Regions from separate parts of the Mus musculus genome. Here region 1 is linked to region 2. Evidence: chromatin loops called from intact Hi-C (ENCODE). Cell type or tissue: left cerebral cortex. All regions are shown on one strand. Each heading gives the region's core, and the rest is flanking DNA. Links, peaks and the distances in the headings are about the cores only.

Region 1 (6,063 bases), core at 694-5,693, 250 kb before region 2:
GATTTCCGTATATTGAACCATCCCTGCATCCCTGGGATGAAACCTACTTGTTCAGGATGGATGATTGTTTTGATGTGTTCTTGGATTCAGTTAGCAAGAACTTTATTGAGGATCTTTGCATCGATATTCATAAGGGAAATTGGTCTGAAGTTCTCTATCTTTGTTGGGTCTTTTTGTGGTTTAGGTATCAGAGTAATTGTGGCTTCATAGAATGAGTTGGGTAGAGTACCTTCTGTTTGAATTTTGTGAAATAGTTTGTGAAGAACTGGGATTAGATCTTCTTTGAAGGTCTGATAGAACTCTGCACTAAACCCATCTGGTCCTGGGCTTTTTTTGGTTGGGAGACTATTAATGACTGCTTCTATTTCTTTAGGGGATATAGGACTGTTTAGATTATTAACCTGATCTTGATTTAACTTTGGTACCTGGTATCTGTCTAGAAACTTGTCCATTTCATCCAGGTTTTCCAGTTTTGTTGAGTATAGCCTTTTGTAGAAGGATCTGATGGTGTTATGGATTTCTTCAGGATCTGTTGTTATGTCTCCCTTTTCATTTCTGATTTTGTTAATTAGGATGCTTTCCCTGTGCCCTCTAGTGAGTCTGGCTAAGGGTTTATCTATCTTGTTGATTTTCTCAAAGAACCAGCTCCTCGATTGGTTGATTCTTAGAATAGTTCTTCTTGTTTCCACTTGGTTGATTTCACCCCTGAGTTTGATTATTTCCTGCCTTCTACTCCTCTTGGGTGAATTTGCTTCCTTTTATTCTAGAGCTTTAGGTGTGTTGTCAAGCTGCTAATGTGTGCCCTCTTATTTGTCCTTTCAAACTCATCTCTTTACATAACATTCTAAGAAAGAAAACAATGAATGGCTCTTTGAAAGCTTGTCCAGTGTTTCTAGCAGGGGGCACAGCTGTTTATGTGCCCTTTGAGAGAACATTTGGTTGTCCTCTGTCTGGGAAGGTTATCCTTTTTTGAGCACAGAGTACCTGAAGGGATGCCCATCAAGTATTGAGGGAATATGTGATTCCTACCTACCTGACTTCATTAATGGGATAGCACATGCCACTTTCATGTTGCCCTCACATCCTGGATATCCTTTTTAAAAATAAGGGAAAGCACTCACCGTGGCCACCCCCAAAAGCTTGCTTTCCTTGTTTTGGGGCCAGACAGACTACTCTACTCATAAACAAGATGAAAAGAGCTGTCATTTTTGACTTAAGATAATCAAGACTCACTAACTGGGCCCTAGGGGAATTTAGCATTCCCTAAAGCTCTGTTTTAGGTGACGTTTTTGAGGGGATGTAAAATTAATATTTTCCTCCAAGCTAGGGTGATACCAGCAAGCCAAAGAATGACACATTTAAATGTATCTGGATGAAGAAAATGAGTTTTATTAGTGGTTGTTTATAGAGTCTTAGATGACTATAGACAACTGCATTTTTCCATGTGTCCAGTTTCAACCTTGCTGAGCTCCTGGGGCTGTTTGTTTGTTTGTTTGTTTAATGTTATTGGGGGGGGGGCTTTCAGGCTGCAGTGGAGAGCCTGCAAAACTGTTCTTGAGCACTATGTGCTGTCAAAGCAGACTGAGATCTTATAAGACACAGACAAGATAAGACTCTGGGAAAATGATATAACTGTATGTATTCCATTCTTGCCCTCACCAGGGACTTTACTTGGTTTGGCAAACACCATCTCATGGTTGGTAGGAAACTCTCTGGCGTGTAAAACAGCTAAGTGACATGAGGGCAGTGAAAGACGGCTGATCACTTGAACTAAGGTAGATTCCTCTATCCTTCCCTTTTCTATACCTTGGTTGTAAATTAATTGTATTAATTAGTAAAAGTTCTTTTCTCTGCTCCTAAGTAGTAACTACATAGAGCGTTAGCGGCAAGGCAATTTCTGTGCTCACGGTTTTGCAGTTTGTGCTGTTTTTACCTGAGTGGATCTTTACTCCTCTGATCTATTTTTAACACAAATGACTTCAGTCACTTGATAGACAGCTGGAGTTTATGACTCTGTGTTCAGCTGGCCTTTAAAAAAAATATAGCCTTTCCTCATACAATCCATCCTGACCACAGTTTGCCCTTCCTCCACTCCTTTTCCTGACACCTCCTCTCTTCCCCAGGTATACCCTCCTTCCTTGTCCCTTAAAAATGAGCAGCCTCTAAGATACAACATCTCAACACGACAAAACAAACTTTAGTAAGACAAGGCAAAGCCCTGATTTGAAGGCTGGCTAAGACAATCCAATAGGAACAATAAAATCTGAAGGTCAGGGCAAGAGAGTTAGAGATACACCTGTTCCCATTGTTAGGAGTTCCACAGAAACACCAAACTAACAGTCACAATGTATATGCAGAGGACCTGGAGCAGAAGTCCCATGCAGATCCTGTGCTTGCCACTTCAGTCCCTGTGAGCCCATATTCCCCCGAGTAGTTGATTCAGCGGGCCTTGCTCTCCTGGTGTCCTCCATCCCCTCTGACTCCTACAGTCTTTCCTCCCCCTGTTCTGCAGGTTCCTACCCGGTCTTCTATTTATTTGTGTATATGAATACACTGAGGCTGTTTTCAGACACACCAGAAGAGGGCGTCAAATCTCATTACAGATGCTTGTGAGCCACCATGTGGTTGCTGGGAATTGAACTCAGGGCCTCTGGAAGAGCAGTCAGTGCTCTTAACTGCTGAGCCATCTCTCCCTCCAACTAACTGGTCTTTTAAGGAAACTAGATCAGGCTGATTTTCGTGACACTCACTAACATGTAAAAAGAGCAAGCCCCAGACATACAAGTACTCAGGCTTCTGGTTGTCACATCTGCTGATTTCCCACTGATCAGGCAAGTCATTTGGCAAACTTCAAAGTCATTGTGAGCATGAATACTTAGAGTTCTCTTTGCTGGGCTCTTTTTTAGGTTACTTGTGGGGAGGCTGTTAGGAGGGAAAGCAGAGGTTATCATAGACATGCCCCTCTGTCTCAACTGTTCATCTGCAATCATTGATATCACTGCCAAATAGCTCTTTACAGCCAGAGGGAGCTCAGATCATGGGCTTTCAGATGGCTTTGGCAACAGCATAGACACCTCCCACTCCTGTTGCAGTAGGATCCAGACAAGGTGGCAGCGCAAGCCACTCACATCAATATGGCCACCAGAGGGCAGCACGGCCCACAGACATCAGTATGGCTACAGGTACAGACCGTGGACATCCACGTAGCCCTTGGTAGTAGCATGGACCATGGACATCAAGACAAACTCGGGTGCAGTAAGACCACGGACCCAAATAAGGCCCTCAGGAGCAGCATGGCCAGGATATCACTGTGGCCTCAGGTCATTCAGATCCATTTAGCCCCTGTGGCAGCATGGCTCACAGATATCAGTCAACATGGCTACAGGTGGCAGCACAGACCATGGACAGCCACATAGTCTTTGGTGGTAACAAGGGCCAAGGACATCTACCAGGCTCCTGACAGCATCAGGACCACTGACCCACACATGGCCATCGGTGGCATCACTGACCATAGTGGTTCTTCAAATAGGTACAATCCAGAAAACAAACTATTGTAATAATTAAATCCTGACTGCCAGTTTGCTTCCTACCTCAATGGTTTGTGTTCCCGAATGAAAGACATCCACACAGCCTTTATATTTTATTTTTCCCCTTCTAATTTTTTATTATTTTCTTTATTTACATTTCAAATGTTATCCCCTTTCCTAGATTCCCCTCCAAAAATCCCCTATGCCCCCCCTACTCCCCAACCCACCCACTTCCACTTCCTGGCCCTGGCATCCCCCTATATTGGGGCATAGAACCTTCACAGGACCAAGGGCCTCTCCTCCCATTGATGACTGGCTAGGCCATCCTCTGCTACACATACAGCTAGAGCCATGAGTCCCACCATGTGTTTTCTTTGATTGGTGGTATAGTTTCAAGGAACTCTGGGGGTACTGGTTAGTTCATATTGTTGTTCCTCCTATGGGGGTACAAACCCCTTCAGCTCCTTGGGTACTTTCGCTAGCTCCTTCATTGGGGATTCTGTGCTCCATCCAATGGATGGCTGAGAGAATCAACTTCTGTATTTGTCAGGCACTGGCAGAGCCTTTCAGAAGACAGCTATATCAGGCTCCTGTCATCAAGTGCTTTTTGGAATCAGCAATAGTGTCTGGGTTTGGTGGTTGTTTATGGGATGGATCTCTGGATGGTCATTCCACCAGTCTCCGAACTTTGTCTCTGTAACACCCAGCCTTTATATCTTAATATGTGATGCCACTGATGGCCATGTGTGGGTCAGTGGTCCTGATGCTGTCAGGAGCCTGGTAGATGTCCTTGGCCCTTGTTACCACCAAAGACTATGTGGCTGTCCATGGTCTTAATATTCCCAGTCTTCCTTTTGTATCTAGAACCCTGCAATACGGTGTAGTCAGTAAGCCAGATGCACCCACCATTGACTTTGACTTTGATTTGGAAGCAATGTTAAAAACCAAGTGCTGTGTGGACCCACTTTTTGGTGAGGGCAGCCACAAAGAGAGCTCCTCAGGCAGTAGTGAACATATTCATGTTTGTATTTATCAGAAAAATTAATAGGGTCTGTGTCAGCTGCAGTCGCCATAGCCAATGGAGCTGCTCTGAGGCTAAACCACATTCTCTCTATAGCATGATTGTGTACCAAGCTTTCTTTCTTGTGAGGACAACAGTCTTATTTTATTACAGTCCTTTCCAATTACATCATTTTAACTTGAATCTTTAAAACGATCTTGTTTTCAAGTAAGGCCATATTCTAAGCTATTCATCAGTAAGATTTCAGCATATGAATTTTTAGGGGCATAATTGTAGACTTCAAAACATGACTTCAAAATGAAAATATTAATAATATGTATAGAATAATGTCATAGATTTATTGACTATTATACAAATAGAATTCATGTAGGCTACTTAAAATTGACTTACGTGCAGAGTATCTTTGGTGGTTCTTATTCCAACTGCAAAAAAAGTGAAGAGTTTTATTCAATGTCATGAAGAAAGCTGTTTGGTTTTGGACATCATGTCTGTGGTAAGTACCTTATGACTGTGTAGATTTGGCCATCCATTTTACCGGCTCTATAACTCAGCACATTCTATTTGGTTTATCCCTTACATGGCTTCTTCTTTTTTTTTTTAAGATTTATTTATTATTATACATTAGTACACTGTAGCTGCCTTCAGACACACCAGAAGAGGGCGTCAGATCTCATTACGGTTGGTTGTGAGCCACCATGTGGTTGCTGGGATTTGAACTCAGGACCTTTGGTAGAGCAGTCAGTGCTCTTACCCACTGAGCCATCTCACCAGCCCCTTACATGGCTTCTTAAAAGTTCACGGAACTAAAGAGCCAGAGCCTGCTATTGTCAACACACACACACACACACACACACACACACACACACACACACACACTGCACACCCCCATCTCTTTTGTGTTTTACTGAGTTTGTTTTTTAAACCTTATTTTGAAATAATATTTTGATGTCTTAGTGGTTAAAAGCACTGACTGTTTTCCTAGAGGATCCTGATTGGATTCCTAGCACCCAACACAGATATATATGCAGGGGAAACACACAATTCTTTTTAAAATAGTATTTTATTTTTGAAAAGTTCCAACACTGTTGGGTTAACTTTTCTTGGGGAGGGACGAGCAAATATCCATTGTGCACAGGAAAAGCACTAACAACAAACTAAAATACAATTCCATCAAAGTCCGATCTGATGAGCCGATGCGTTTTTTGGTTTACTTACAGAACACAGCTGAGGAGTCACTGATAGGGATACGGATGGCCCTAAAACATCTGTATTCCTGCAGAGTCCTAGTCTAGTGTGAATGATGGCCTCATGGGAGCTGCATCATGAGCCCCCTCTTCTGGTTAACCTTTAACTTCCTATATCCTCTAGGAAGATCACTTCCAGGTAAGAGGTGCAGGAGAAGTAATAGCAGAATCCCAGGTGTCATGTGACCGTAACTTCCTCCATCGAATGGGAGCGTCAATAGCTCCATTACCCCAGATGTTGCCACTGCTTTATTGTTTTGCTCCTCAATAG
Region 2 (6,063 bases), core at 531-5,530:
TTATCTTTTTGTTCAGTCTCTATAGGTGTTTGTTGAAGACTGCCTGCCAGTATTAGCAGTTCACAGACATCAAGTCAGTGTGTTCACCTGGTGAGGAGATCTTTTGTTACTGAATTACACTTTTGGCCATAATGCTCTGATCTTAGCATCATCTTCCATTCAAATCAGAACCTTGTGTTTGTGGAATCAGCTTGTTTGCTTAGAACTTTCTATGACTGATGCTTTGGAAGGTGTGGATCCCATCTGCCTTTGTTCATACTTCCTTTTTTTAGAAGCCAGTACTTCTGCACTTACTTTTTCTTTTCTTCTGATGGTGGTCACAATACTCCAGCAAGTTCTCTGTGCACTTCCCATTATCCTGTGTAACTTTTCCAGACACTGATGGGCATGGGCATTGAGAATCTCTTGGCTCCAAACTCTAATAGCAAATTTTCTTCTATGTCCACAGCATGGTGTGCGTCAACCTCCTATCCAACATGTGCATGCAGTCTATAGTTTGAGTTACCACATTCCACGCTGTCTTTCTCCATGTTTCCTAGTAGCTCCTGACAGGTATAGCTGGACCCCATGGGCAGCATTGGTGCAGCTAGATGTGACAGTTGAGTTTTTTTTTTTTAATGGAAAAACCCCACTGGGGAGCATTTCTGTTTTCTTTTTCTTCTATTTGTCTATTGTTTTCTTTTAGCTCCCTCATCAGATTCCACAGACGAGATTTCTACCTACCTACTTTCTCAGAACTCTACACTACGTTGTGAACATCTACTGCTTTCCTCTTCTTTATATCTTTAGACTAGAGTCTATTCTTTCTTATTCTAACTCTTCTTTGCTATTATTACCAAGAACAAGGTTCCAATGTGCCAGCTCAATCAGAGGTTCTCAACACTTTCTGGTCAAGAAAAGATCTTATATATCCATGGCAGAAATAGTAGATGGATAACAGAAGTGTTATTTCTTTGAATGGCTCAAGGTTTTCAAAAGAGAAAAGGTTTACTATATTGAAGAATCTATTCAAACTGAACAAATTCTCTTGACTCTGTTCATACTGTCATACAAGATATCTTAGGCTAAATAATTTTTTAAAGAGAAGAACTTTATTTCTGAATGAGAGATAAACTCTTGAGGCTGAGACATTCAAGTTCATGATGCCAGAGGGTTTTTGTAGCTGGTCATAACTGTTCTTTGCTTCTGAAATGACCCTGTGAATTTGTGGGTTTTGTTCAGATCATATAAATATCTCGCCCTTTTAAAAATGACACCTCCTTGAATGTTTTCACACAGAATAAATCAGAAAGGCATAAAGGAAGGAAGGGTAGAATTTGTCCCTCAAGCCATTCCATATGTTAGAATGAAACTCCCTCAGATCAACCATCTTTCAAAAGTTTAATATCTTAACATTGTGACATTGGGAATTAAACTTAAACATAAATTTTGGAGGAAAAAATATTCAAGCCACAGTAAGGTTAAGATCTTTAATTTTTCTTTCTGTTTTTACCTTTTATGTTAGAAATTTTCATAGTTTTTAATCTACATGACATAAACCTTGACATATATTGGAAGAGGGTATCTCAGTGGAAGAGTTGCCACCATTAGATTGGTCATGTCTTTAGTTTTTTGGTTTTTTTTTTGTTTTGTTTTTTTTTTTCTGATTGATATGGGAGGGCCCAGTGAACTGTGGGCCATCCCTATGCCAGTGGGCCTGGGCTGTAGAAGAAATGTAGTTGAGCAAGCCAGGGAAAGCAATTATTAAATAGCATACCCCAATAGTCTGTGCTTTAGTACTAGCCTTGTGTCCTGCCCTGGCATCCTTTGAAGCTGAAATAAAACCTTCAGCATCTTAACACAGCAACAGGAAAACAATCTAGAATAGATGTCTTCTGATTAGATCTTATGTATAAAAGAATAGGTTTGATTTCATAGATGGGAAAAGAAAACAAGGGGAACCTTTTGGATGTGGGTTTATGGATCCGATGAGAATGTTCCATGACGATTCTGTACCTTCCTGACCACATCCTGGTGGTAATAAAGAAAAATGATATAAACTCACAAGGGCAAAACAATGGAGGTGATCCTCACAAAATGTTATAGCAAACAATTGGCAACCTCTTATGTAAACCTCTAAATACCTAAATACCTCCTAGGTATTTAGGTCTACTACCATATGTGCTCAGAAATCAAAATTTTACTAGATGAATTGGATGGTGAATTTGGGCATGTCCTTTAACAAAAGGATGGAAAGTAGGAGAGAAAAGGACAGAGTGGATAGCTCCTGAGTCACGCAAGTCCAGACCAAGGCAGACCAAGTATGTGCAAATGCCTGTTTTCTGGTTCTATGTGGCTCCTGTGTGTTTACATATTGGAGAAGTGTGAGTTTCTCTAATGTACTTTCAAAACCACACAGCTTTTAATAATAAGGATTCCACTCTATGACCTAATAACCACTCCCCCCACCCCAAAGTCCTTACTACCTCTTAATGCTCTGGCCAAGAGAAGAATTAGGAGTGCCCTGTGAGTGAGAGAGGGGACAACAGGCCAGGACACCCAAGATATGCATTAGCATCTGTGCTTGAGATAGATGAGAGGATCAAGCAACAAACATTCTTTCAGGTGATTTGGAAATGCTGAGACTGAAATCTGGTGTATTCTAGGTCCAGACAAGTGTTTTACAGAGTAGAGCACTCATGATGAGTGGGCATGGATGGCAAGGGGCCAGAAGGAAACTTGGAAAACTAGGCTCAGAAATTATTCCATTATCCAAGCTGTGCAGAGCCATTGAGATTTTCTTGTTTAAATAGGAAAAGAAAATGACATGCTCAAAATAGGGGCAGGCAGAACGAATGGTATTTTGAGATCAGAAAGGAAGACCTTGACTTAAGAAGAGCTTTTGAACACCAAATAATTGATAAACTTGAGTTCATTTTGTGGGCCTTTGTGGTGCTTCTCATGGAACCCTCCAAAGTTCCTTAACACCAATTCACTAGAAGTTCATCTTAGCCTCTTAAGTATTTGGAGACAAATTTCTCTTGTAGCTGTGTAAACTCAAGACAATTCCTTCATTTTTATGACACTTGTGTTTCTCCCTTTTTAAATCTGTAGAGAGGCTGGAGAGATGGCACTGGAACTGTCTGATTTCTAGTCCCCTTGTTGAGCATTTAAAAACTGCTAGTAAGTCTGATTCCAAGAGATCAGAAACCCTTTCTAGCTTTCACAGACACCTGCACTCACCCCCCCATACACACACCCACTCCCCCCCCACATCTTCTTTTAAAAAGGGACCAACACAATATATTGTCTCTTTGTTCTCTTCCTAGGTTCCTAGGTATCATCTCGTATCATGGTAAGTACTGACTTTGTTTTCTTATTTATTTTCCAGAATAGTTCTTGGAAGAATAGACATCTGGCTCAATGAGCAAACGGGCATACAGTTATTCACTTACATGCACTCACTCCAATTATCATTTGTGATAGTTACTCACTGAGCACTTTACTTAGTAGGACTTTAAAACGGGAATCATCTTTTTAGTGGTACTGTTGTATAAATTGATGCCATAATTTCCAAGAATATTAGAGATATGCAGTTTATTAAATATTTCTTAAAGCCATGATCAATGTTCAAATATAAATCCATTTCTAGGCACCTAAAATGGAGACCAAATTGTTTCCCCACCTTCAGAACCCCGTTTTCAAACCCTGCTGCTACAAAAGCAAAACCATTTATTTTGCAAAAGGTTTATCAGAGATCTAATTATGGCATCAAGTGGGGTGGTGTTCAGAACAGGCTGAATGATAAATAATGAGAAAAAATAATCCAATAATTATTTAAAGTAGTGGGTGTTAGCGTCCACTCTGATTTCACGATGGTGGTAGCTGGGAAAAGCTTCAAAGTAACAATACACATCCAGCCATTGAGGATATTTTAGTCTTCTATTCACAGTTTATTTCATTACAAAAGTCCAGTGGATTTGATCTGTTTTTCAATTATCCCAGCCACTTACTTGTCAGTATTGTGCCTGGCTGCCCCACGTGTGCTGCCGGCCCCTCTGCACTATTATCCTGATCAACAAAAGACAATTATTACTTTCTAAAAAAGCTTTCGATGGAACTGCCCTGACAATAGGCACAGGTAATCAGAGGTATAATCACATTCTGTGGGAAATCTGCGCCCAGAGAATGAGCAGGAACAAACACGGATCAGTCTTTGAAGTCCATTTTCATGTAAACATCAAATGGTGCTGTCAGGGTTTCCACCCCAGGTTTGAAGTGTAAATGTGCAGCATCAGCTCAGGGTCACGAAATAACTCAATTTTAGTGTGAATGTATTTGCAAAATATATCATTTTTCCCAAATTTTAAGCTGCAATCTACTAAGGCTATTGGAATATTATGCCGGCTCTGCTTATAGAAGCACATGATGATATCCTTTGTGACACAGACACATTTAGTGTGAATTGAACCACACACTTGAAAAAAAAAAGTGACTCAGAAAAGTAGGCTGGCAATAGGCTGGTGCCAGAGGCAGGTTCTGGTTTCATGTCCTCACGGAGGAACTCCGGAAAGCTCACAAACTTGTTTCAGAAAAGCAACAGCTCAGAAACAGCTTACCAATGTTGGGATGGTGTCCTTCCTGCAAGAGTGGGGCCCGAGCACTCCCAGGTAATTTGAAAGCAAGTTTTTCATGCTGAAAACTAATGCTGACAGATTTTGAACTGTGCCATTGTTGCCGGGAGTTACAATAGACCTAGATAACTATGCACTGAAGAATGGCATGACTCTCAACTGCCTGGAGATATTTTCCTTTGCTTGCTTGGCAGAGAGTCTTATTTTTGCTGCCAGTCATTTCTTTAAGGTGGTTTCTGAGCCTCATCCACTATTGATGATTTGCACCTGATAGCTCATTGCTGTGGGGTAATGTTCTGGTCATTGTGGGTGCTTAACAGCATCTCTGGCCTCTACCTTGACACCATACCCCAACTGTGAACAACCAAACCAGTCTCCATGAATTATTAAAGGCTCCTTGGAAGCAAAATCCCCTGTCTGGGGATCACTGCTTTAAGGAGGAATTCCTTGGTGCTCCTTTAAACCCCCATTAAAGTCAAACACTTATTCCCACAAAGAAAAGTGACTCCAGGAACATCTTAGCCTCACCCACTACCTGGTTAGAAGATAAGTCTTGAAGGACTAAGTGTGGCCAGTCAACTTGATAGATGGAAGCCATAAAGTTCATGGAGAGAAATTGTGATGGTGGAAAACTGCCCCCGAGCTTCTTGGGCAGCCTAGAAATTTCATGTGAGGAAATCCAGATGAGCAGAAGGAAGGATGACCAGGGCTTTTTCTGCTCCCGAGGCCCTCTACAAGGGAGCAAGGCAATCTGGATCAATTTTCCCAAACTGCTCGAAACATGAAGACTGATGGAGTTGGTCAGAGGGAATTAGGCTTTAATTCACTAGGTGAGAGGCAGGAGTAGGAATAGGTCACCCTAGGCCCAAAGAAAGAATATATGTCCTCACTTTCTTTCTTTCTTTCTTTTTTTTTTTTTTTTTCATCTGGGAAGAGTCTGAAAAAACAGGTGGCAGACTCTCCCATTTCCCCACTATTCTCGTTATGCCTAGTGGTTCTCCACTGAGCCTGCAGAACATAGTGGATGTAGGACTAGCTCTCTCTCTCTCTCTCTCTCTCTCTCTCTCTCTCTCTCTCTCTCTCTCTCTCCTCTCTCTCTCTCCTCTCTCTCTCTCTTCTCTTTCCTCTCTCTCTCTCTCTCTCTCTCTCTCTCTCTCTCTCACACACACACACACGCACACACACACACACACACACACACACACACACACACACACACACACACGGTGCAAGGCATGAGAGCCCACAGTGTGGAAGGGTCCAAAGATAATGTTGGATTTTTCAAAAACACTGCGGTAGGTGTTTACGGGAACTAGAGAGACAGTGTTTCAATGGGAACATCTGAAAAACTGTCTGCCCTGCATTTCTCTTGTTTCTTACCTTGGAACCTCTAGTGTGTATTAATGAATCTTGGCCACAGAAAACATATCTACCATTTCCTTAGCCCCCT

Evidence for each region. A loop is a pair of places that touch in the nucleus more often than their neighbours do. Peaks named below come from ENCODE experiments on the same cell type or tissue, not always from the same donor. Only the 100,000 strongest peaks of a DNase experiment are listed, where the experiment ranks them.
Region 1: a loop joins it to region 2, with 5 times the contacts of the local background. A loop is called at or near these places in 8 of 42 quality-filtered maps.

The regions. Positions count from the first base shown.
Region 1 is chr4:21,693,175-21,699,237 of GRCm38, reverse strand. No RefSeq gene overlaps it. Among named protein-coding and RNA genes, the nearest start is that of Prdm13, 10 kb to the right of the region's middle. In left cerebral cortex, for the core only: a CTCF peak has its summit at 3,139 (motif pointing right); a DNase peak (open chromatin) is centred at 3,142.
Region 2 is chr4:21,442,454-21,448,516 of GRCm38, reverse strand. No RefSeq gene overlaps it. Among named protein-coding and RNA genes, the nearest start is that of Prdm13, 240 kb to the left of the region's middle. In left cerebral cortex, for the core only: no CTCF peak of the experiment used is centred there; a DNase peak (open chromatin) is centred at 2,706.